2 separate regions of the Homo sapiens genome follow, and region 1 is linked to region 2. A link is an interaction called in ENCODE POLR2A ChIA-PET data of the cell type or tissue named here. Cell type or tissue: PC-9. All regions are shown on one strand. Links, peaks and the distances in the headings refer to the core of each region. The heading gives the core; the rest is flanking DNA.

What was found. Peaks named below come from ENCODE experiments on the same cell type or tissue, not always from the same donor. Only the 100,000 strongest peaks of a DNase experiment are listed, where the experiment ranks them.
Region 1: POLR2A ChIA-PET joins it to region 2 with 10 read pairs; 8 of 35 experiments call an interaction of 5 or more read pairs at or near these places.

The regions. Positions count from the first base shown.
Region 1 is chr16:68,071,521-68,086,411 of GRCh38, reverse strand. DUS2 (dihydrouridine synthase 2) reads right to left here. Exons shown (of 17, transcript NM_017803.5): 13 at 12,257-12,378; 14 at 10,908-11,057; 15 at 9,693-9,780; 16 at 7,894-7,967; 17 at 7,092-7,663. The coding sequence ends at 7,426. It overlaps NFATC3 (nuclear factor of activated T cells 3), which reads right to left and starts at 1,042. Exons shown (of 10, transcript NM_173165.3): 1 at 628-1,042. The coding sequence starts at 730. RefSeq lists enhancers at 376-435, 1,486-1,565, 10,981-11,090 and silencers at 486-755, 916-1,205. In PC-9, for the core only: no CTCF peak of the experiment used is centred there; a DNase peak (open chromatin) is centred at 1,141; H3K4me3 peaks cover 1,867 bases; H3K27ac peaks cover 989 bases.
Region 2 is chr16:67,951,723-67,962,120 of GRCh38, reverse strand. It overlaps SLC12A4 (solute carrier family 12 member 4), which reads left to right. Exons shown (of 24, transcript NM_005072.5): 3 at 415-546; 4 at 4,077-4,223; 5 at 4,325-4,379; 6 at 7,348-7,478; 7 at 9,696-9,937; 8 at 10,084-10,298. Among named protein-coding and RNA genes, the nearest start is that of SLC12A4, 12 kb to the left of the region's middle. RefSeq lists an enhancer at 1,847-3,046. In PC-9, for the core only: no CTCF peak of the experiment used is centred there; no DNase peak of the experiment used is centred there.

The DNA of each region.
Region 1 (14,891 bases), core at 1-8,000, 130 kb before region 2:
AAAAAGCAACCCACTATTAAAAAAAAAATCTTCCGGAACACTTTATTCAAGTAAGGAAATCCAGTTTCCAGAAAAGTCCCGTTACAGTTACACTTCGAATTAATTGTGGGTCATAAACTTGCACGAGTGGACGTTAACTCGAAAGCATTACTCTTCTAGCAAAGTAGACTTAAAAAAACACGTGCCTGATTTTTAGAGGGGTCCTACCGTTGAAAAATAAGCATCTTTCAAACTAAAATTTCAAGAAACGACCTAGAATAGATGAAAAACCCAGTGCGCTAACAATTCACAGGGACAACATTTTCCTTGCAACACACTGGCAAAGCAACGACAACCAGACGCCACTTGGGCAGCAGCCCGGACCCTGGGCCTCCAAACCCCGATCGTCCCGGAGTCGAGTTCCCCACTAGTTTGCTTCCAGCCAAGCCCGCCACCACTTCCACGTCGCAGCGACCCACACGCCTCCTCAGCGATTTAAATCCGTTTTTAACTCACCACACACACGCGCGCGCACACACACACACAGGGTTATCGGTCTCCGGTCATCCAAGGGAACAGGGAGGGAGCGAGAGATCCTGCGAGCGAGAAGCGGGGTCGCTCCACGGTCCCGCCTGGCCCGGCACCCACCTGCAGGCCGCGAGCCCGGGGGCGGCGGCGCCGGCGCCCCGTCCTCGCCAAAGACGAGTTTGAAGTCGAGCTCGTCGTGGGCGCCACAGTTTGCAGTAGTCATCGGCGTGGCCCAGGGTGCTGCAGCTCCTCCTCAGGCGGCGGCGGCGGCAGCGGCAAGCGGCGGCAGCAGCTCCTCAACGCCGCTTCATGCCGGGCCGCGCGGGCCAAGAGGTCGCGACTCCACGGCAAACTTTCCGGGCGGGGCCCGCGACGCCGAGCGTTCCGTTCCGAAAGCTGGCCGCGCGCCGAGCAGCACCAGGAACCGCAGCCGCCCGCCACCGGTGCCTAAGCCTCCACTGTCGGCTTAGCCAATGTTCCCCGCCGCCCCCCCACAGTCGCCGCCACCGCCGCCGCGGGTGCGCTCTCGCGCCCTGCCGCGCGCCCGGCCCCGCCCCCTACGCGCGCCCACCCTGCCTGGCTGCCGATTGGCCACTAACACGGCGAACAGGCGCCGGGCCCCGCCCCCTCACAGGCCTATCGCGTAACTCGGTCTCCGCGAGAAGGAAGGAAGTCACGTGAACACGCAGGCGCCCCCCCCCCCCCCCCCGCAGAGCCCAGCTACCTCTCGGGAATTGTAGTTTGGCCTGTATTCCCCCGGCGATTCCTTCTAAACCAGACGAGAGAAGGCCGTTAGCCTCTCTAATTGGATAGGGGACCACCACCGGCCAATGCAGAAGACCCTTCTCCTCATTGGGCGGAGCTCATGTCGAGGAAGGGGTGCTGAAGCACTGAGGTTCTGGGTTCGGTGATGTGGGGGCGCATCGTGTTACTCCTGATGGCTGGCTCTAGGGAAGGCATCAGGGCCCCTCAGAGTTACCTGGACGCCGCCCACATCCTCATCCCCCCACCTCAACTTTAATGGCTGAGTCTCCAGAGGGCAGGGACCGGACCGAGAGTCCAGCTAGGTTGGGGTGGAACCGAAGGAGACAGATTGCGCGACAAGTCCGGACTCTGAGCTCGCGGTCGCCGCAGGCCCACCCTCTGCGGGGCGGAGCTTTCGCCCCGGTGGCTGCGCCTTTGTCCCCACTAGCGGGCCCCCGCAGCTGCTCCCTTGACAGCATGCGCGTTTGAGGCCTCAGCGAACCCCAATGGGCAGGGCCTGTCCCTTGCTGGAAGTTGAGTAGATTGAGCGGGAAAGCCCGTTGTGAGCTCGTGCCAATCACAGCTCTGTGCTCTCTGCATCCTGCTGCATATCCATGAAAGCGGGAGGGATGGAGCCGCCTAAATTGGGTGGCTGGCAGTGGAGAGGAAGTGACACTGCCTAAAGAACCGTTTTCGTGATCTGCCCCTCCCGAGCAAGCTAGCCTTCCCGAGATGGCCCAAGACGCCTCCTCCTGGGGTCTGGGGTGAAGGCCGTCCTTGGGGACTGGGAGCCTGGCTTGTTTACCTAAGGCTCCGCTGAGGCGCAAGGTGGACAGGGACGTGAGAGAAGTAGGGTGACCGCCTCCCCTAGCTCCGTGCCCCGGGCATAGGGCCCACAGGGCATAGCATCCCTAGATGCGCGTTGCTGGAGGAACCCAGGGCACTGTCAGAGGCTTGGGTGCAGGTGCGCCCAAAAATGCTGCCCTCTCAGAGGCTACAATAGGTTAAAAAAAAAGAGAGAAAAAAAAAAAAGAAATGCCGCTCTCGCAAGGCCTACAGCACATTCCACACCGCCCACAAAGGCCAGTGGGAAGAGAGGGTAAAGGGAAGCTCTTTGCCGAGGTCTCAATGTCTGGACTGACACTTGAGCTACCAGGGAGCCCTAGAGGGAGCCAAACTAGACCTTGGGTCAGGAAGACAGGGAATGTCCAGGGCATCCAAGACGTTCATCTTGTATTGCTTCATTTCTGCCCAGTGTTTTGTACCGGTACCTGTGCTGTTCCTGGGGATTCAGAGATAAAGTCTCCCTTCAGGGGTAGGGGAGAGGGGACCAGCAAATCTATAATTACTGTACAAAGAGATGAGGGTTGTGCCAGGAGCTCAGAGACAGTTCATAAGCCTGCTAGCTGCAGGGCCTTGACAGGGGTTAGTAGGAACCGGAGTGACAGACAAGAAGTGAGCAAGTTTCATTCCAGGCAGAGAACAGATTTCCAAAGACTTGATAACCATAAAGTAACCTGCAGTGGGCAGAAGCCTAAGGTGGGGCCGGATGAGTGGGCAGAATGCTGCAGGCCACTGCAAAGTGTCTGGACTTTATCCTGACGGCAGTAGGGAGCAGTGGAAGGACTTAGAGCAGGGGATTTACATGGTCAGAATTCTGGATGGATCACTAGATTCAACTGGGACAGGGGTGAATGAAGTCAGAGGGAGAAGATAATGTGGTCAAGGAGAGGGAACAACTGGCATTAGACGGGTGGACTATCCTTCCCAATAACCTGTCCTGCCTGCAAATCTCCAACCTTGAGGGCCTGAGTGTGGAACTTGGGGCCCAAATGCCACATCAGCTCTAGAGCCCTCTGCCTCAGGCAGGTTGCTGGCCCACCTATTTGTACCACATGTAACAGGATCCTGATACAGTATAAGGTCCCAGAGGCTTGGCCAGCTCATCTGAAGTCCCTCCAGACATGACTTCACCTAAATCATGGGATCAGCCATAGTCAGACCAGACAGCAGGCAGGAGGGAGACCCTGGGCTGGTCAGCCCCTCCACTGGGAAGGGACCACAGAGAAGCTGTAGATGGCTTGAAAAATTCAACCACTCATCAAATGCTCAGCTATGCATCTGTCTTCCCAGCCACTGAGCACCTGGAGAACACTTAGAACAGATTACATTGTAGGGAGGGTTTCTGATCTCACCAAGGAATGGTGAGGGCTGGGACAGGGATGGGCACCAACTGCAGGAAGAGAGTCACCATGTGTGTAAGAAAGTCAGCAACGGCTGGGAACTCTGCAGCCTGTGAAGGGGCCTGACCACACACATACACCGATATGTACATACTCTTTCAGCCCTTTGCCCCAGCTAGGGCCAGTATGTACCCCCATGAGCTCTTCTTCAGGCAGTTCCAAAGCTCCTGCAGGTCATCTGGACCCACCTTCAGCCCTCTGAGAGCCCTGTGAAACCAGGAGGCCCACAGGACCAGTGCAGTAGGTGGAACCCCAGGGTGGACAAGGGCTATGTGGGTCACTGTACAACCACTCTCTCCTGTATGAATGCCACCCAAGACTGGGAATTAGGGAAAGCCATCATTATCATCAGCTGCCACAGGACTGTTCCCAAGCACCCATTGTTGAAGTTCTTCAGTGCCCTCTGAGCCATGGGATGGTACAGTTTAGCCTGCCCCAGTCCCTTGTTCCCCATTAGGCAAAACAGGAGCCTCTGAGGAAATTCAGAGTTTAGAAAAGTTCTTCCTCTCCATGCCAAACATCCCCCTCATCCCAAGCTCTGGTTTGATTCTTCTGTGCCTGCTCCCCAGACCCATGCCAAGGTAGCCACAGGGGACACAAGGACTGCCCTTGAGCAGCTCCCAATCTGGGAGGAGAGGATAAGACCAGCCAACTACAATCTCAGAAAGTTAGTTGCTGAAGTCAGCACAGGGTGCTGAGAAGACAGGGTCAGCACTTTGTCCTCAAATGCCAGGCTGAGGAGTTTGGACTTGGTCCAGAGAGCAGACTTAAGAGACCCATGGAAGAGTTCTGAGCAGAGTAAACTGGAAGGACCCAAGTATCCAGAACTGAGGGTGGAAGAGATTCTTTGCACACAGCCCAGTCTTCTTGCTGTGGCCTTTGAGAGACCTGCCACCCTCTCCAGCCTTACTCATCCCTTCCTCTCATGCTCATATCAAAACCATTTGTCCCCCAAATGTGATGATCTAAGGGGAAATCCTCAATCAGGCTGGCTGGAATGGATGGATAAGTGTTGTGGCTACTAGCCCAGGGAGAGGTTTGGGAGTCTAAGTGGCCCAGTTTAAGGTGGACATGGTGAGAACAATGGGCAGAGCTTTCAGGCCTGACTGTCCCCCTCCACCCCCCAGTCAGTCCCATCCTTGGGCAGGTCACTTTGAGACCAGGAAAGGCAACACTGAGGTATGCTAAAGTGAGATCATTTGAGGATTAACATATCCAACCAGGATCTCTGCCAGACATCCTCAGTCACAGAATATATAGTAGACCCACCCCACCTTCCTCCCCTGTAAAGGATTCTCTCCCCAGTGCTTCCCAGGGCCCTCAAAGCCCCCACATTACAGCCTCTATCTTAATAGCAGACCTGAATCCCTGCCTCTCCTTCCCCAGAGCCCAGAAATGAACCTGACCCTGCCAGAGGAGGGGCTTCCCCCAGGGAAACCATACTGGTGGGAGAAGTGGCCTGAGATCAAAGCCCAGTTCCACTGGGGAGGTAGGTCTTAGGACTCAGTGACTTGGTGGGGGCGGGCAGCACTGCAGCCTCTGTCTGACCAGTTCCAGTTGGAGTATAAGAAAAGGCAAAGGGGGCATTTTTGTTTTTTGTTGTTGTTTTTTTGAGACAGGGTCTTGCTCTGTTGCCCAGGCTGAAACACAGTAGTGCCATCATGGCTCACTGCAGCTTCAACCTCCTGGGCTCAAGTGATCCACCCACCTCAGCCTCCTGAGTAGCTAGGACTATAGGCACGTGCCACCACACCCGGCTAATTTTTTTTTTTTTTCGAGACAGAGTCTCACTTTGTCGCCCAGGCTGGAGTGCAGTGGCATGATCTTGGCTCACTGCAAGCTCCGCCTCCCGGGTTCATGCCATTCTCCTGCCTCAGTCTCCCAAGTAGCTGGGATTACAGGTGCCCGCCAACAGGCCCAGCTAATTTTTTGTAATTTTAGTAGAGACAGGGTTTCACCATGTTAGCCAGGATGGTCTTGATCTCCTGACCTCGTGATCCGCCCATCTCGGCCTCCCAAAGTGCTGGGATTACAGGCGTAAGGCACCGCACCCGGCCACACCTGGCTAATTTTTATATTTTTTTGTAGACAGGGTTTTGGCACATTGCCCAGCAGGCTGGTCTTGAACTCCCAAGCTCAAGTGATCTACCCACCTCGGCCTCCCAAAGTGCTGGGATTACAGGTGTGAGCCACCATACCCAGCCAAAGGAGGCATTTTGATTGAGATTGTTTTTAGTACGAAAAATCAGAAATAGGCCAGGCGCAGTAGCTCATGCCTGTAATCCCAGCACTTTGGGAGGGTGAGGCGGGAGGACTGCTTGAGGCCAAGCATTCAAGATCAACCTGGCCAACATAGCAAGACTCTATCTCTATGAAAAAAAAAAAGAAGAAAAATCAGAAATAAATTGTGCCTAAAGCTTGGTGGCTGAGACTGGACCAAGCCTCAGTCTTTCTCCTGAGTGGAGCCCTTTCTCGGGGAGCACTGGTCTGGGAAGTCAGTTAGGGCAGCCTGGCATGGAATGACCCCATTAACCATGCAGAGTCCTATCAAAGGGCCAGCCTACTGTCCTCCAGCCAGCCTCACACAGGCAGAGGACAGCGGATCCCCTCTAAGAGGAGGGCCCTCAGGACAGAGAGGACTAGAAGTGAGTTGCCCAAGGTCAAACAGCAATGAGCTCTGGGAGGCAGTGGGTAGTGCGGTATCCTTATCTGCACACAGAAAAGCAAGCGTGGGTGGCAGGGGGGAGGGGGGCGGTGCTGGAACTGAGACAGAGGCCTCACCCACCAAACCCTAGACTCAGAGGCCAGCAGGGCCAGAGGCTGCTGGCTGGCACAGGTGCCTGACCCTGTGTTAAAGTTGCCACAAAACAGTAAAGCTCTGACACAGGGGAGATGTGGGAAATACAGCTTTGACCCAGAGGGGACTCCTCCCCTCCCCACTCCCCAATGGAGCCTGGAAAAAGGGAGGAGAAGCAGCATGTTTACAGCTGAGGAAGCGGGGGCAGGACAGGGCAGGGACCTTTGGTCAGAACGCCCCTCCCAGTAAGCGGGGGAGGCCCCATGAGATGCGGTAGCCGTTTGTTTGCTTCTCACTGCCAGGAGGAAATTAAAGAGAATCTGCCACTTCCTTCCGCCCCAAGTGGGATGAGGAAGGCGGGGGACGGGAGGGACTGTGTGGTGTGATCTGCCAAACATAAGGGCCCCAAATTGCTGTCATCAGCCGCCTCCAGTGCCCCACTGTCCAAAGCAGGCACCTCATCAGGTCTGAGACTCCAGGCAGCTGTCAGGCTTGGAGACTCTGGGGATCAGACCAACACTCCCCACCCCACTGGACTAGTCCCTTACTGCAGCACCAGTTACCCTAGTCTTTCTTCCAGATTCCATATCACCTCTCATCAGGACATACAATTGATGCCCAGTGTGTCAGGTGTACCATCAGTAGAATGGGCTTCTTGGGCCTTCCTAACTTGGCCCAAGTCCAGTGATACCCCATTCCCCACCTCTACCAGACCCACAGAGATGGGCAGGAGATCCACTTTGGAAAGCTCAAGCTCTGCACAGAGGGTGGGAGTAGAATCATGCCAGGACACAAGCCCATTTATGAAGATGCCCAAGGCTGAAGCAGCCAGCCGTGGGTGAGGGTAGGGGGTGTCTTTATTGCACAGTACCAATGTCAGGTTGGGGAGTTACCACCTGAAAAGCTCCTGTTTTCAAAGAGAACTTGACCCTGTCACTCAGATCCACCAAAGGGGCCAGGATCCACCCCTGGGCGGCCCCTGGTCCATGCTCTAGGCTGATGGCCCCTGCCAGGACATCTAACTTCTGCCAGGCAAGACCAGCAAACTGTTCAACGGCATCTGGTTCATGCTGTGGCATCCACAGCCACCTTAGCACCAGGCCCATGGAGGGGTGACTAAGGCAGGAAGAGTAGTCACCAGCCTTCCAGGGGGCTTTCTTCACCACTTCCCAAGGCCACAAAGGGCTTCTTGCACAGATCCCCAGGTTGTGCTAGCTCCTGAGCTCTGGGGCCCCCAGGGTCTTGGTCAGGAGCCTCCCTCTTTCGCTTGTGCAAGGAAGGGCTCTCCTCACCCAGCCGACCCTCAGGGAGGCCCTGGCTCCGCAGACAGACGATGGCTGCAGCCTGCTCCGCCAGTTTCTTGGACTTGTCCCTGAGCAGACAGAGGGCAATAAGGTGAGGGGCAGGGTGCAGGGCTATGAGGCCTGACTCTACACATCCTTGGCAGATTCTGACAAGACTGAGTAAGGGGTCACCATCCAGGGATGCCACTGCCCACATATACCATCTACCCAACCCTCCTAGGACAATGCTGGATGTGTGGGCAGAATGCCCACTCTCCGCCCCACCCCAAGCCTCCTCTCCTATGATAAGGAAACTTACCACAAGGTAGACTGATACTTTTGTTCAGCAACGGTGACAATAGAGGAGAACAGGCGATCTAGAGGGCGTTGAACCTGATACAAAGAGAAAAGGAATCACATGGCCAGAGAAATGAGCCCTGTAGGCCAAACTGCTGGGGTCAAATCAAAGGCAGATAAAAGGAAGTGTTTCCAACCTAAGTCAAATGAAGGCTGCCTGTATCACATGCTCCTCCCAAGCAAAAGTGCCCAGTGGAGAAAGGCACAAATACACAATGACCTCAAGTGTCTGGAGCTGTCACAGACCTAAGCAAAGCGCAGCAGAGCCCTTAGCTGCACATGACTATGGAGCCTCCTGCTGACATCTGGATAGGCCAGGTCCCCAAAATGAGGAGTCACCAGATGCCAAAAGGGTGAGAAGGGACAAGCTAGGAGCAGAGAAGGCACACGTGGCAGAGGGACCAGGTGACTTGGCTGGAGCAAAGGGCTGCAGGGATGAAACTGGAAGGAGCGAGGCACATGGAAGGGTCTCAGGCTCTATGCTGAGGTGCTGGCTTGATCCTTCAGATACTGGGGAGCTGCTGACTTGAGGAGACAGAAGTTAGATTTGTTCTGGAAAAGTCACTGTGGTGGGGGTGGGGGGGAGTGGGGACACAGACACAACCCCCAGAAGGTATAAGCCTTGAGGCCAGAAGACCAGTCCAGATGAGGCAGAGCAGCCTAAGGAAGGCATGGCTGCAAGGACCAAAGGAAGTGAAGCAAGCCTATCTCATGGTTTCCACCCCAGGGGCACCACATCTGGGGCTCAATTCTGTGCCCCATTGGCTGAGGCTTGATCCAAAAACATGTCTGGGCCAAGTGCGGTGGCTCACGCCTGTAATCCTAGCACTTTGGGAGGCCGAGGTCGGGGGATCATCTGAGGTCAGGAGTTCGAGACCAGCCTGGTGAAGATGGTGAAACCCCATCCCTACTGAAAATACAAAAAAGTTAGCCAGGTGTGGTGGTACCCACCTGTAATCCCAGCTACTCAGGAGGCTGACACAGGAGAATCACTTGAACCTGGAGGCGGAGGTTGCAGTGAGCCAAGATCATGCCACTGCACTGCAGCCTAGGCAACAGAGCGAGACTCCGTCTCAAAAAATAAATAAATAATTAAATAATTAAATAAAATTTTTAAAAAAGGCTCATGACCTATAATCCCAGCACTTTGGGAGGCTGAGGAAGGAGGACCACTTGAGCACAGGAGTTTGAGACCAGCCTGCCTGGACAACAAAGCAAGACCCCATTTATTTATTTATTTATTTATTTTGAGACAGGCTGGAGTGCAGTGGCATGATCTCAGCTAACTGCAACCTCTGCCTCCAGGTTTAAGCAGTTCTCTGCCTCAGCCTCCCAAGTAGCTGGGATTACAGGCGCCCACCACCATGTCCAGCTAATTTTTGTATTTTTAGGAAAACGGGGTTTCACCATCTTAGCCAGGCTGGTCTTGAACTCCTGACCTCGTGTTCCACCTGCCTCGGCCTCCCAAAGTTGTGGGATTACAGGCATGAGCCACCGTGCCCGGCTGAGACCACATTTCTAAAAAATAAAAAATAAAAATTAGACTCTGTTTCAAAAAAAAAAAAAAGAGAGATGTCTGGCTGAACTGGACAACAGGCCACTGTAAGAGGGGAGGGCTATCAGCAACTGACCTGGCCACCAGCAGCTTCTCCATGCCTACAGAGGTCAAGGCCAGGCTCCAGCCTGGCAATCTAGAGTTGAGGGTGTAAGCCATGGGAGTGCTGTGACTGGCTGCAGGGCAGGCCACAGCCAGGAACTCACCGTTTCATACACAGGCTGTGCCAACTTCTCCCTCCGGCACCACTCTAGTAGGCACATCTTAGGGGTGATCTGGGCTGGGTATGCTCTCCTGGGGAAAGGAAGGGAAGCAGTTGGGGTCACCCACCATCACCGCTCCCTCCCTCAGCCAGGGCACTACTCAGCTCCTGAAAGGAGCTGCAGAAATGAGAGGAACTGAGACACCGAGCTGCTGCCTTAAGGCTTCTGTACTTGCTCCCCTAGGCTCCCATTCTTGTCCTACCAGCAGCTTGGACCTGGGTTCTCCCTAAAGGGAAGATGAATTTTGGCATGCTCAAGAAATTGTAAGGGAAGGGGGAATGAACTCCCAGTACTCTGAGGTCCAGACTGGAAAAACAATGTTCAACATCCAAGAAGGAAGCTTGCCACTCAAGACAAGATTAGTAGGGAGTGGGTGGAGGTGGGCAATGGAGGTAGCCAGACAATGGTCTCGGGGATCTAGCTCAGCGCCCATCCTGATTCCGCCTGCCAAGTGTCATGATCATCTGCTGCAGCCATGGACACTTGGAATCTGGTTTCAGAGTCAGCCTGTGACAGGGTGACACAGTGACAGGGTGGGAGGGGTCATATTCCAACTTCCCAACTGGAACTCTCCCTGGCATCTGACTGCCCAACAGCTATTCCCCACCACCCTGCTCCCCCTCTCCACACCTCTGCCAGACAAGACTGGCTCCTGTCTGGTCCTGGGGACTGGAGAAAGGCTCAGATCCCAGAGGAGGGCACCATTCAAAGCTGAGTCACAATCTGAGGCGTAAGCAGCTTGAGAGAGCACCACAGAGCTGGTGAGGGGCACTGGGTGTGGGTAGGGGCTGCAGAGCCAAATGAGGGCTAGGGTCCTGCTGTTGTTTGAGGAGCTTCATGCCAGGAGCCAGTTCCTCAGGGCCTTGGAAAAGCACAGACTTTCAGGAACAGGAGACAAGTCCCCCCTGCCCTGAGTTGTGGGAGGCGGTAAATCAGGGAAAAAGTAGAGTTCAGTTATCCTTGGGACAGCCTTTCAGGGACTATCTCCCCTGAAAGCACCTTCTATGGGATGCTGAAAATTTAGAACGAGTTTCCAAACCAACAAGACCTGTGGTCCCTACGTTTGACATTAAGCACATACAGCAGCCAGTGTGCTGGCCCAGTGGGACCCCAAGGGTGCTGGCCCTAGCCCAAGCTGAGGCCAAGCTGGAGACCTACCGGTCAAACTTGACAGCCATCTTAATGACACCAGAGGTATCTTCAGCTGGCTCCCCTGTCTGCTCTGAAGTCTTGGCTGAGAGCCTGGCCTGCTGGGCATCCAGCTCCTGTGTGGTCTCCTCATAGAAGGCACCAAGGCCAAAGGCCTCACTAGGGAGGAAGAAGCAGATCAGAGCAAACACTTTAGCGGAGCCAGCATCCAGGGTACTGCAGGACCCCAGGGCCCCACCACTGAGAAACTCCTCTACCACATACACCAAAACACCACCGGGGCCTGGCCATCAGAATGTGCCCCCTGCCCAGCCCTGGGATTACTGTGGACTGGAAGATGGAAAGTGAATGTGAACCCAAGCGTGGACACTGGAGGGAGGCTGGGCTGGGTGGCAAAGGTTGTAAAGGTCACCCCCACCACCTGCAGCCTCTCTCCTGAGGGGAAGCACACAGATGGTATCCCCAGCCAGCCGTGACTGAGTTAACCAATGCTGATCAAGCACATGGGCCCATGGGAGGAAGAGACAGAGGCCTGACCACTAAGTGGTTCCCCACTTCCCGCCCAGCCACAGGCAGTTATACATGGGTCTCAGCTGACACTGAGGCACCACCCAGAGCTACAGAGTTATGTGGGGTAGGGACTGAACCAATGCCATAAGCCAAGGGTGGGAAGAGGGCTCTGGCAAAGGTTTTTCCCTTCTAGGAAACATCTTGAAGGCTGGAAGACTCAAACGAAGATAGATCCCCAATGGCAAAAGTGGTTCAGAAAGGCATCTATGTAAGAGGGAGGCTACAGATAGCTCACGTGAGAGGGAGAGAGCCTTCCAGGCAGACGACCCATTACAAGCACAGGTGTGGAGTTCTGGAAGCAGACAGGTAGACAGGGAGCTGTGGGGGCAGTGGCTAGGCCAGCTTGTGAAGGGCCTCAACTGTCAACCATCTGAGCTAGAGCTGCACCTGATCTAGAGAATCAACAGGTGGTCTCTCAAACTGCAGGGTGATGGATGTGAGTGCAGGCTCAAGGTAGAGGCTCCATGCTACAGCCCAATTCTCCTGACCACTGGTTCCTGGGGGCCTGGCCTGTGACTATCCCATTTATGGAAAATCCCCTTCCTTTGCATTCCTCTATCCTTCTAGTACCCTAGTTCCCAGAGCTCTGCTGATCCGTCCAGGGATGGGACGTTTCAAAGCTTTCAAAGAATCCCCTCCTGGGAGGCAAAGCTGTACCATCACTCCACTCCTCTACATCTACATCCAGAAGCTGTGTCCCTGGTCCCCTGGTGGAGTCAGCTTAGGGCTCAAAGTCAAACTTGGGCAATGCGTACAAGGACAGATGGACATCTTATTGTGCCTCTTACCAAATTTCCCGGGAAGACTGGGCAGCATGGAGCAACCTTCCCTGGGGCGACTCCAGCTGTTCTCGTAGCATCTGGCACAAGCAGTACTTGGTGTTGGTGTAGTGGTTGTCATACTGCACCGCCTGAGAAAAGAAATGACTTGCCTGATGCCCAGGCAGGCTCTAAGGCCTGGGCTATGCTCTGATGGCAGGGAAAGGAGCTCCAAGAAGGCACCAGAGATGTATGTGTAGCCAAGGCAATGTGACCCCCATAAGAAGAACCACCACTGGCCAGGAGCAGTGGCTCACATCTGTAATCCCAGCACTCTGAGAGGCCAATGCAGGAGGACTGCTTGAGGCTAGGAGTTCAAGAGCAGCCTGGGCAACGTAAGACTCAACTCTACAAAAATTAAAAAAAAGAAAATTATCGGCTGGGCACGGTGGCTCACGCCTGTAATCACAGCACCTTGGGAGGCCAAGGCGGGCGGATCACCTGAGGTCAGGAGTTCAAGACCAGCCTGACCAACATGGTGAAGCCCCGTCTCTACTAAAAATACAAAATTAGCTGGGCGTGGTGGCGGGTGCCTGTAATCCCAGCTACTCGGGAGGCTGAGGCAAGAGAATCGCTTGAACCCTGGAGGCGAAGGTTGCGGTGAGCCAAGATCGTGCCACTGCACTCCAGCCTGGGCGACAACAGCAAAACTCTGTCTCAAAAAAAAAAAAAAAAAGAAAAAGAAAATTAGCCAGGCATGTTGGCACACACCTGTAGCCATAGCTACTAGGGAGGCTAAGGCAAGAGGATTGCTTGCACCCAGGAGTTGTGGCTGTAGTGAGCTATGATCATGCCACTGCACTCCAGCCTGGGCAACAGACTGAGACCCTATCTAAAATTAAAAATAAAAATAAAAATAAATTAAAAAGCCACTTCGACCTTGGTCATCTACTCTTCCAGCTAGTGGTACAAAGCTTGAGGGTCACAGCCAAGGACCACGGTCAGAAACACATTCTCCTGGACAGCCTGACTGAGGTCTCGAAGTGCGGGAGCCCCTTCCTGCTTCAGCCACCACAGAGGACCTACTGCCAAGTATCTTCCAGGGAAGGGAGGGGAAACACACCAAATTCTGGCATGGCAGGTCCAGTGCCAGGAAAGGGGTGAGATTCTTCTATTCCTTCTAACCAGAATGGGCACCTTCCCTTCCCACATCTTGAATAGCCTCTAACTTCCCCCTACGTGGGTAAAACACAGCATCATTTAGTTCACATGGGTTACTCATGACTACATTTATCTATACAAGTGTGAGGTGCAACTGTCACCATCACTCCACAGACCGTGAAATGAAGGCTCAGGGAGGCAAGATGACTGACTGCCTGGGACACCCAGTGGAAGTCGGCTGGCTAGAGGTAGGGCAGGAGAGCAGTATTGGGTGAAGGTGGCCTTCCCCAGCCCTCCAGGACACCCTCCCATCCCCCACCCCCTATGCTGCTCTAGTAACTCCACGTGGGCCTATGACTTCAGTGGCTGGGAAAGTGCCACGGCACGCTCAGGACAAAGTGGGAAGTAAGTCGGGGCGCCCCGGCTGGTGGCAAGTCCTTGACTCAGCTTGTCTGGGAAGAAGGCACCTGGCTGGACCAGAAGCAGCCCTGCCTATGCTTGAAAGCCGCTCCCTTTCTCTGTGATAGCACACCCTCTTGAGGAGCTGCCAAGAGATGGCTCAGCAGGAATGATAATATCACCTTTCACCCAGTGAGCAAGCTCAGCACTGTTCAGCACGTCTTCTTGGCCAGACTTGCCAGCTGGCCAAAAAGCTGGATAGCTGACCTGGGCTGGGGCAAGCCCTCCCTTGCCATGGAGCTATCCCAGACCATTGGAGAGCTGGTGGTCACCAACTTGCCCAGCAGGACACCAGAACCAGGGAGTGAGGGCTGCAGCATTGAACAGGAAATAGGACAAAGGCTGCCCAGCTCTGGACGCAGACCTCAGGGCATCTTACCATCCTAGCTTGCACAGCCATGGAAACACTCACATACCATGGCAGCCACAGGCACTCCTAGGCAGGTATGAACCCTAGGACTGAAGAGGAGGGTGGAACTCTGCTCTGGGCAAAGACTGCACCCTCTGTTCAGACCCAATTCACTGAAGAATTTGAGGACCACTCACTGTCTCTCCCTGCAGACATGTGCAGCTGATCAGAGTCCCACAGAGTTCCAGGGTTGTGCCAAAGAGATAAGGCAAGTGAACTCTTCATTTTCTTTTATAGGGATATGCCCTTGGCACTACCATCAACCTCTCAATGAGAAGAAACTGGTTTAGAAAAGGCCATTCCCAGCCTGGGCAACATAGGGAGACCTCATCTCTATTAAAAAAATAAAAAATTAGCTGAGTGTTGTGGCACATGCCTGTAGTCCCAACTACTTGGGAGGCTGAAGCAGGAGGATCACTTGAGCCCAGGAGGTCAAGACTGCAGTGAGTCATGATTATGCCACTATGCTCACACCTGGGCAACAGAGCAAGACCCCATCTCAAAAAAAAAAAAAAAAAGCTATTCCCTAAGTAGAGGGTTATGCTTAAAGCATTCTGGAATTAGCAAGAGAAAAGTTTTAGAAATTATTTCGACTGATGAGTCAAATCAGGTGAGAAATTTCTCAATTGCTCCTCT
Region 2 (10,398 bases), core at 1,931-9,930:
CTAGAGTGGCTTTTTTGTGGGGAGGGTAGGCGTGAGTCCTAGAGGTGCAGCCATAGCCAGGAGGTGGCTGGGCAGAGCAGGCAGGATGAAGTATGCCATTGCCCCCCTGCCAGCCGTGTTCTTCCCTGCCCTCTCTCCCCTGAGGCAGGTGGTTTTCACAAATGGGCTGGCAGTGATTGTAGCCAAGGCGGGGTAGAGAGAAGCAGCCGCGGGGCTGGGCCTTTGAGTGCCACGTGCTGGGGTGTGGTGTGCACACCTGTCCAGTTGGATGGCTTGGACTTCCCCAGGTAGGAACTGGGATCAGGCCCAGGCCTGTCTCAGGGCTTGGAACAGGGCCAGGGACCAGGCAGCTGGCTCCACACAGCTGGCACCCACCTGGCCCAATGCCATCTTGCCCTGTGGCTCTGTTTGCAGGAAGAGCTGGACATCCGCCCAAAGGTATCGTCTCTTCTGGGAAAGCTCGTCAGCTACACCAACCTCACCCAGGGCGCCAAAGAGCATGAGGAGGCCGAGAGTGGGGAGGGCACCCGCCGGAGGGCAGCCGAGGTGAGCTGGTTGGGGCGGCAGAGGGGCCACACCTGGGAAGACAGACACAGCACCATGGAATTGACTGTTTCCCCACATGGTGGTGAGCACACTGGGGGAAGTGGGTGCCAAGCATAGTGAGCAGGGAGGATGGGCACTGAATGCCTTGTCTCAGGAGGCTTTAAGAAGTGACCTAATGAGAATCCCCCCGGGGGGCAGAGGGCCAGGGAGCCCCTCAGGAATGACAGCAGGAGACACAGCTGCCTGTACTCAGCCTTTACTGTGTGCGAGGTACCACACCAGGCCTGGGTTCTCATATGTCATCTGTACAACAAAACCAAGAGGCAGGTGCTTACTATCATCCCCATTTTTCAGACAAGGAAATAGTGTCAGGGACATTAAGGAACTTGTCTAAGGTGACTGAGCTAGACAAGATCAATGTGTAATGCTGGGAGATGGATTCGTAGATTTTATGGGAGACAGATTTGTGGGATATGTAACTATGCAAAATGCCAGATCAGTGACATTGTGTGAGGCTGGCTAAGAGTGTTGCCCTTGGAGCCAGGAACCAGGTTGTCTCTCGGAGGTCATGCAATCCAGAGCAAGTCACAAACCCTCCTGCTGCTCGCAGTGTTGGCCCAAGGCTCTATTGGCAGAAGCCTCCAACAACCCCCTGGGTTCCTTGAGTGCCAGTGTCAGGGGACATGTGTATGTGATCGGAGCCTGATGCTGCCTTGTGGGGCTTTCCTGTCCCACTTTTTGGTCACTAATCCAGTTCTCTGGCCCTTCAGCCCTCTTCTCTTTGGGGTGACTGTTACCTCTTTGCCTAGCTCCTCTGTGTCATTGCGGCTCAGTGTAGCTGAGGGCTGGGGATTTTTCTACATTTTTCATTTGGAGGCTAGGGACCCTCCCTCTCCACACACTGACTCCCTGAGGTTTGGGAAGCAGTGGTGTTTTAAGAGGAGCTGACGTCTGGCACTGGCTGTAGTATTCTCAGAGGTCGGCACAAGCAGAAGGCGCTCCTGGCTGGGATAAGCCAGGCCTGCAGCCTCACACCTGGTCGTGAGATTTGGGCCTTTCTGGGGTGGGGCCAGCAGAGAAGGTAGACCCCACTGAAGCGCGTCTCTCACCTTGCCCTTCAGGGAGGCAAACCAGCCCACACTTCAGAGAGGGCAGCTGATACCTTGAGGTCGCACAGACCTGACCCTGACCCTGTGCAGCCAGGTGTGACTAGATAGCAGAGAACCCTAACTGCGTCTGGCCATGTCTGTCCAGCACTGCAGGGGTGTCTCAACCTCTGAGAGTGCTCTGCCCACAGTGGGTGACAGGATCCTTAGGTCAGAGCCTCATCCTTGTCCCTTCAGGCCAAGCCAGGGAGCTGGTGGCGGGGAGTGAAGAGGCCCCTGAGAACGGCTAGTGCACATCTCAGCAGGAATGTGGGAGGGATGCCTGGGCCAGAGAGAGCCCATCATCCCTTGGCCCAATGGGGAACCCGTGAGGATGCTTAGCTTAGCTATCCAGCTTACCTGGCCACAGGGTAAGGATGGGAGAGGGTGACTGGGTGTCTTAGCTGCAGTAGTTTTTTCATGGAAGAAGGAGGAGCTGGGTCAAGTCTTTAAGGAGTCAGTAGGAAGTTAGGGATCTGGGGCTGCTGAGCTGTGGTCCTCACCCAGGGCAGGCCCGAGCAGGGGCCTCGGAAAAGGAAGGCTTGAAGCAGGAAGGGTGGGCCTCCGACCAGACCATGCCAAGACCCAAAGCAGCCTCTCCCCAGCAGCTGCTCCAGCTCCAGCACCGGCTTGATGACCTTCTGAGGCTGCCAGAGGTTATTTGGGGATGCAGAAAGCATTTCCGGCCCACCCTGCCCTTTCCCACACTGTCCTTTTCTTAGAGTGACTCAGCCTGGGATGGGGGTGGGACTGGGAGCTCTTGCTGTCGCTATTCTGTGGGTGGCATCCTCTGAGAAGGGCTCAGACAAAGCCCAGATGAGGGGGATCCGTCCCCTGCACTGCTCCACGCAGGACAGGTTGAGGAGCCATTTGTTTTTGCTGAGGCTCTTCTGAAGTCCTTTAGGTCGCTCACAGGTCTTGCCCCAGGCCAGGACCCTTCAGGAGGGGCATTAAGGAACTTGTCTAAGGTGACTCAGCTAGACAAGATCATGGCCATGGAGTTCTCTTCTCCCTAGCTTCAGGGCAGCACGGGCACTGTCTCGTGGGTCTTCCCTGTCCCCTCTCCCCGTATGATTTTCACTAATCTAGTCCTTTGGATCAGTGAGGAGGCTTTGCTGGGGCTCCAGTGGAAGCTGTCAGGGCCACACTTCGGAGGCTGCACTCTTGGGGGCTCAGTGCCTCAAAAAGATGTCAGCCAGCCTCTGTGCTCTCAGCCTCTGCCCTGGCCTCCTGGCTGGCCCCTACTCTGCCCTGAGTTGAGAAAGCCTGCCTGGATTTGCGTATTAGATCTTCCTCACCTGCCCTACAGCCTGAGCACTTTCTCTGTAGGATTTTCCCAACAGGATGTCCCAGGGGCTTCCAAAGCACCACTCACTGGGTTCAGAAGCACCTTTTGGGTACCTGCAGGGCCTGCTGGTGATAGAACCATAAACAAGCCAAGCCTGCCCTAATATAGTAACAAAATATACAAGCACATTCTGTTACCATGACCTGTAGTGACCACTGTGATAGGGAGTATCAGATGCCAAAGGAATGTGAGAGGGAGAACCAACTCCACCTGAGGCAACCTTCGGACATCTTCCCGAGAGAGGTAACAGTTTCACTGAAGAGTTTGCCAGGCCGTGAGGCAGGGCCGACTCTCCCAGGCAGAGTCCAGCACATTCTCAGGTTCGCAGAATCTGAGGGACCCATGTGGTCAGGGGCTGGAGCTAATAAGAGAGGTGATGGGACACATCTGGTGGCCCAAGCCAAGGAGTTGGACGGCACACTGGATTACAAGACAACAGAGGGTTTTCAGCATGGGTGATGAGATTAGACTTGCTTTCAGAGACCTACTATAGCAGCAGAGTGGGCTGGAGTGTGGAGAGGTTGACAGGCTCAGGAGGGTACCACCCAGGTGCCCCAGGTTCAAGGGACTAAGGCTGGGACAAGGCAGGCTGATCTCAGGGCAGCAGGGAGACAGACTGGGTAGGAGTTAGTGTCTACCGGGACTAGAGTTGGGGGTTGAGAGGGAGGGCCAGGGATGACTTCTGGGACTTTGGCTTGGGTGACTTAGGGCCTGCTGGGTGAGAAGGTGGAGATCTGAGACAAACCTCTCTTTCTAGAAGTTTAACAGAAGAGAGGAAGGGAAGGAGGCAGTACCTTGAGAGAGAGTTAAGGTTCCAAAGTTCAATGTGGGTTTTTAAAAAGAATCAGGTTTTACACCTTCCCAGACTCAACTGTCTTCCTATATGAAAGTCAATAGAGACATCCTAGCTGTCACCCCTACTCTCTGTGTTCCCTGGGGCCCCACTGGGGGAGGGGGCCTGCTGAGTGACTAGGGCTGACTCTCCATGGTGCATCCCTCTGATGCTCTACTCGCCCCCTCCCTTTGTGTTCGCATAGGCACCCAGCATGGGCACCCTCATGGGGGTGTACCTGCCCTGCCTGCAGAATATCTTTGGGGTTATCCTCTTCCTGCGGCTGACCTGGATGGTGGGCACAGCAGGTGTGCTACAGGCCCTCCTCATCGTGCTTATCTGCTGCTGTTGTGTGAGTGTCCTGGCGTGGGAGGGTTGGGCTGGGCATGGGCCACGGCTGCCCCCACAGAGCCCACCCAGCTGAGCCGCTCACCCAGGCCCTCCTTCCCACAGACCCTGCTGACGGCCATCTCCATGAGTGCCATCGCCACCAACGGTGTGGTTCCAGGTCAGTGAGCGCCACCCAAGGCCTGGTGGAAGAGAAAAGGACCCAGTATCTGCCTTGACCTACCTGGGAACCCCCATAGCACACCCCTGCCCCAAGCAGTTCTGTAGTGGGCTCCCAATCCCTGATGCCAGGACAGTGCCCACGTAGGAGCTTTCCTGCTTGACAGAGTTGGAGAGTGCCATTGTGGTTTTTGTTAATATAAAAGCAATACCAAAAAAGAAAAAAAAAGGGCAATGTATGTTTACTGTAAGAGGGTTTGAAAGTGCAAAAAAAGGCCAGGCGCGGTGGCTCATGCCTGTAATCCCAGCACTTTGGGAGGCCGAGGTGGGTGGATCACAAGGGCAGGAGATCGAGACCATCCTGGCCAACACGGTGAAACCCCATCTCTACTAGAAATACAAAAAATTAGCCGGGCGTGGTGGCGGGCGCCTGTAGTCCCAGCTACTCGGGAGGCTGAGGCAGGAGAATGGCGTGAACCTGGCAGGCAGAGCTTGCGGTGAGCCGAGATTGCACCACTGCACTCCAGCCTGGGCGACAGAGCGAGACTCCGTCGCAAAAAAAAAAAAAAAAAATTAGCCAGGCATGGTGGTGGGCACTTGTAATTCCAGCTACTTGGGAGGCTGAGGCAGAGAATAGCTTGAACCCAGGAGGCAGAGGTTGCAGTAGTGAGCCAAGATCATGCCACTGCACTCCAGCTTGGGTGACAGAGCAAGACTCCATCTCCAAAATAAATAAATAAATAATAAAAAAGTGCAGAAAGGTATAGAATGGAAAATTAAAAGCACCCATAATCCCACCATCCTGAAATCACTACTGTTCGCCTTTTGGTATATATAAGTCTTAGGGTCTTATGAAGTATTGCACACGCACACTCTATTTACATAAATTGTATATATATATATATATATGTGTGTGTGTGTTTGTGTGTATTTCCCAAAAGTATATGTGTGTATATATACATATGCATTTATGTGTATATGTTTACGTGTGTATGTGTGTGTGTATGTTTCCCAAGTGTTGAAAACAGTTTTTTGATTTTGGTTTTTTGGGTTTTTTTTGAGACAGAGTCTCTCTCTGTCACCCAGGCTGGAGTGCAGTGGCATGATCTCAGCTCACTGCAACCTCCATTTCCCAGGTTTAAGCAATTCTAAGTGATTCTCATGCCTCAGCCTCCTGAGTAGCTGGGATTACAGGCGACCACCACATTTTTGTATTTTTAGTAGAGACGAGGTTTCACTATGTTGGCCAGGATGGTTTCGAACTCTTGACCTTAACTGATCCACCCACCTCTGCCTCTCAAAGTGCTGGGATTACGGGTGTGAGCCACTGCACCCTGCCGAAAATGGTTTTTTGAAAACAGGATTCTCCATGGTACACCATAACCTAATTAATGTGATTATTCTCCTGCCTGTGGGTTCCACTTTTTCACCATTGTATACATTGTTGTCATGAACATCCTTGAACATGAATCTTTGTTCATGCCCCAGCAGTTCCCTTAGGAGAGGGTCCTGGAGGTGGATTACGGCATGAAAAAGATTGACTTTTCGTTTATTTATTTATTTATTTATTTTGAGACGGAGTGTGTCGCCCAGGCTGGAGTGCAGTGGCACGATCTCAGCTCACTGCAATCTCCACCTCCCAGGTTCAAGCGATTCTCCTGCCTCAGCCGCCCGAGTAGCTGGGATTACAGACATGCACCACCATGCTCAGCTAATTTTTGTATTTTTAGTAGAGATGGGGTTTCACCATGTTGGCTAGGCTGGTCTCAAACTCCTGACCTCAAGTCATCTGCCTGCCTCAGCCTCCCAAAGTGCTGGGATTACAGGCGTGAGCCACTGTGCCCAGCTGACATTTTTTTTTTTTTGAGACGGAGTCTCACTCTGTCGCCAGGCTAGAGTGAAGTGGCATGATCTCGGCTCACTGCACCCTCTGCCTCCCAGGTTCAAACGATTCTCCTGCCTCAGCCTCCTGAGTAGCTGGGACTACAGGTGCACACCGCCACGCCTAGCTAATTTTGTATTTTAGTAGAGACGGGGTTTCATCGTGTTGCCCAGGCTGGTCACGAACTCCTGAGCTCAGGCAGTCCACCCATCTCAGCCTCCCAAAATGCTGGGATTACAGATGTGGGCCACTGCACCCGGCCTTTTTTTAAAAATGTATATTTTTATCATTTCCTTTTTTTAGTAGAGACGGGGTCTCGCCATGTTGCCCAGACTGGTCTGGAACTCCTGAGCTCAAGCAATCCACTCACCCCAGCCTCCCAAAATGCTGGGCTTACAGGCATGAGCCACCACGCCCAGCCAAGATTGACTCTTTGAAAGAATTTCTTGATCCCTGTTCCCAGATTTTCACCAGAGACATTGTCTCAGCAGCAGATACAACCAGCAACATGAGATGACTCTTGTCCCCCTGTGCTTGTCACCCTGGGGCCTGGTCATGACTCTCTGAGTCTTTTAAGGGTGTTAGACTTTGATAGAAGCACAGATTCAGGGCAGGGAGCCGTGGACACTCACCTGGTGGCAGGCACTGTGCGGGGCCTTAGGGCCAAAAGGCTGGATGAGACAGTCCCTCCTCTGGTCTGGAGGAGTCAGACTAACAAAGGCACAGGCCTCAGGAGGGTGAGGTGGGCTGAGATAGGACACACCCAGCCAGAGGAGGCTGTGGGCTGTGCACAGGGCATTGGAGGATGGTGGCCAGTCAGCCACTGCTGCAGACTAGAGCTGCTCCCGCAAAGCAGTTATTTCCACGGGCCGTGCTGGACATTCGAGTCAGATGGGGATAGGATCGAATGTCAGCCTAGATGCTTACCCACCGTGCAGCCCTGGGTAGGTCTCCCAGCCCCTCTACTCATCCACAAACAGGAAAAGCAGTCCCTGTCCCTCTGGGTGGTTGTGCAGGCTTGTCACAGGGAGACCCCTTGAAGAAGAACCAGCCTTGACCTGTGCACACTTTCATTTCTCTGCTGTAGCTGGGGGCTCCTATTTCATGATCTCTCGTTCACTGGGGCCAGAATTTGGAGGTGCTGTGGGCCTGTGCTTCTACCTGGGAACAACATTCGCAGCAGCCATGTACATCCTGGGGGCCATCGAGATCTTGCTGGTGAGTCAGGCTGAGCCCTGGCCAACTCTGGCCATGTCCAAACAGTCCCTTTGGACTCCAAACAGAAGGCTCAGGCTGTTCATCCCCACATGTCTGGCCAAGGCCTGGGTATTATAAAGTAGGAAGCCTCTTCGAGAGACAAAGACCTTTACTCAGGCTGGTCTTCCTTTCACCTCCATGCCAGTTTGGGCCAGGCAAGGCAGAGGCCTGGCTGCCTTCACCTCGGCCCTGGATGTTCCATCCACCTGGGCACCATTGCAGCCATGGCAAGGGTTCCAGGAACTGTTGTATTCAGCTCAGTGACAGATCTTGGTGGTGATGTAGGCTTCCTTCTGGGCTTGTGTGAGCTCTGGCCAGCTCTGTGTCCTCCGGGGCTCTGTGCCAGGGCACTTCAGATCCACCTTCTCCTTGTCCTTCAATCAGGGTAAGCAGCCACAGAACCCTGCTGGAGGTCGGCGCTCCCTCCACGAGCCCCATGGGAGCTCTGTCAGCCTCAGCTTCTCATTCCCCAGTGAACTGCCGTACCAGTGGGAGAAGAGGCAAGGAGCTGCGGGAGGCATGGGGTGACAGGTGCCCGCCCCTGGGGATCCAGAGGGTAGGAGATACCTGGAGGGACTGCCTGGCTGTTCTTGTCTCCAGGTCCTCTACCTGCAGCAGGACCCTGCACCTGAATCTTCTGATTTGGGGGGGCTTTGGCTTGTTTTCATTTCTCATATCCCTTCTACATTCATTATGTGGGATTTGTCCCTTCTCCTGTTTATCTATTCAGCCATGTCATTATATCTGTATGGACTTCTGGATATTTACTTTATTCTTTGGGTTGTAATCCAATACTATCATTATTTATTTTCTTGCTCAAACTGTTCCACTTTGGCTATTTAACGATTCAGGTTGGCATCTATGTTTGGATCCTTTTTGTTTGCTTGTTTTTAAGTAACAGCTTTATTAACATATAATTTACATACCATGCAATTCCCATACCAATTTATATACCATTGAAAGTGTACAATTCAATGTTTTATAGTATATTCACAGAGTTGCGCAGTCAATTCTAGAACATTTTCATCATCCCAAGAACCCCCATTAGCAGTCACTCTCCATTCCCCGCCAGCCCTGGCAACCAGGAATCTGCTTTCTGCCTTGGGATTTGCCTATTCTGGGCATCTCATATAAACAGAATCATATAATATGTGACCTTTTGTGACTGGCTTCTTTTAGGTACTCTTATTTTTTATTTTTATTTATTTATTTGTTTTGAGATGCAGTCTCACTCTGTCGCCCAAGCTGGAGTGCAGTGGCATGATCACAGCTCACTGCAATTTCCGCCTCCTGGGTTCAAGTGATTCTCCTGCCTCAGCCTCCCGAGTAGCTGGGATTACAGGCTCATGCCACCACGCCCAGCTAATTTTTTGTATTTTAGTAGAGATGAGGTTTCACCAAGTTGCCTGGGGTTGTCTCGAACTCTTGAGCTCAGGCAGTCGGCCTCCCAGAGTGCTGGGATTATAGGCATGAGCCATTGCGCCCGGCCTATTCATTTATTTTTTTGAGACAAGGTCTCACTCTGTCACCCAGACTGGAGTGCCGTGGTGTGGTCTCTACTCACTGCAACCACCACCTCCGAGACTGAAGTGATTCTCCTGCCTCAGCCTCCCGAGTAGCTGGGATTACAGGCGTGTGCCACTACTACCAGTTTTTGCACCACTAATTTTTGTATTTTTAGTAGAGATGAGGTTTCACCATGTTGGCCAGGCTGGTCTCAAACTCCTGACCTCAAGTGATCCACCGCCTCAGCCTCCCAAAGTGCTGGGATTACAGGCGTGAGCCACGGCGCTGACCTATTTTTTATTTTTTTTTGAGACGGAGTCCCCCTCTGTCACCCAGGCTGGAGTGCAGTGGTGCGATCTCTGCTCACTGCAACCTCTGCTTCCTGGATTCAGGCGATCCTCCTGCCTCAGCCTCCAGTTGCTGGGATTACAGGCACGTGCCACCACGCCCGGCTAATTTTTAGTAGAGATGGCGTTTCCCCATGTTGGCCAGGCTAGTCATGATCTCCTGACCTCAAGTGATCCCCCACCTCAGCCTCCCAAAGTGCTGGGATTACAGGCGTGAGCCACTGCGCCCGGCCTCTTTTAGGTACTCGTAAAAAGAAAACCAAAACGACAAGTTTCACTTTCCAAATAAGAAATAAAACCCTCCTTATCCATCTTCTTGTTTCAGACCTACATTGCCCCACCAGCTGCCATTTTTTACCCATCGGGTGCTCATGACACGTCGAATGCCACTTTGAACAATATGCGTGTGTATGGGACCATTTTCCTGACCTTCATGACCCTGGTGGTGTTTGTGGGGGTCAAGTATGTGAACAAATTTGCCTCGCTCTTCCTGGCCTGTGTGATCATCTCCATCCTCTCCATCTATGCTGGGGGCATAAAGTCTATATTTGACCCTCCCGTGTTTCCGTAAGTAACCCAGGAATTTATCTGGGCATTGCATGGACATCCCTCCCATGTAGCCAGCCTTTGATGCCCCAGATCCCAGAGACTGCAGGGTGGGCACAGGCAGGGGCTTTGACCTGAGCAGGTGCCGGTGCTTCTGTCCCTCACAGGGTATGCATGCTGGGCAACAGGACCCTGTCCCGGGACCAGTTTGACATCTGTGCCAAGACAGCTGTAGTGGACAATGAGACAGTGGCCACCCAGCTATGGAGTTTCTTCTGCCACAGCCCCAACCTTACGACCGACTCCTGTGACCCCTACTTCATGCTCAACAATGTGACCGAGATCCCTGGCATCCCCGGGGCAGCTGCTGGTGTGCTCCAGGGTGGGTCCTCCCTCCCGTCGTCTTGCTCTTGAGCCCACAGGCTGAGCAGGGGCACAGAGCACAGAGCTGTCCTTGTGTGGCCAGCTTGGGAACGGGGGCA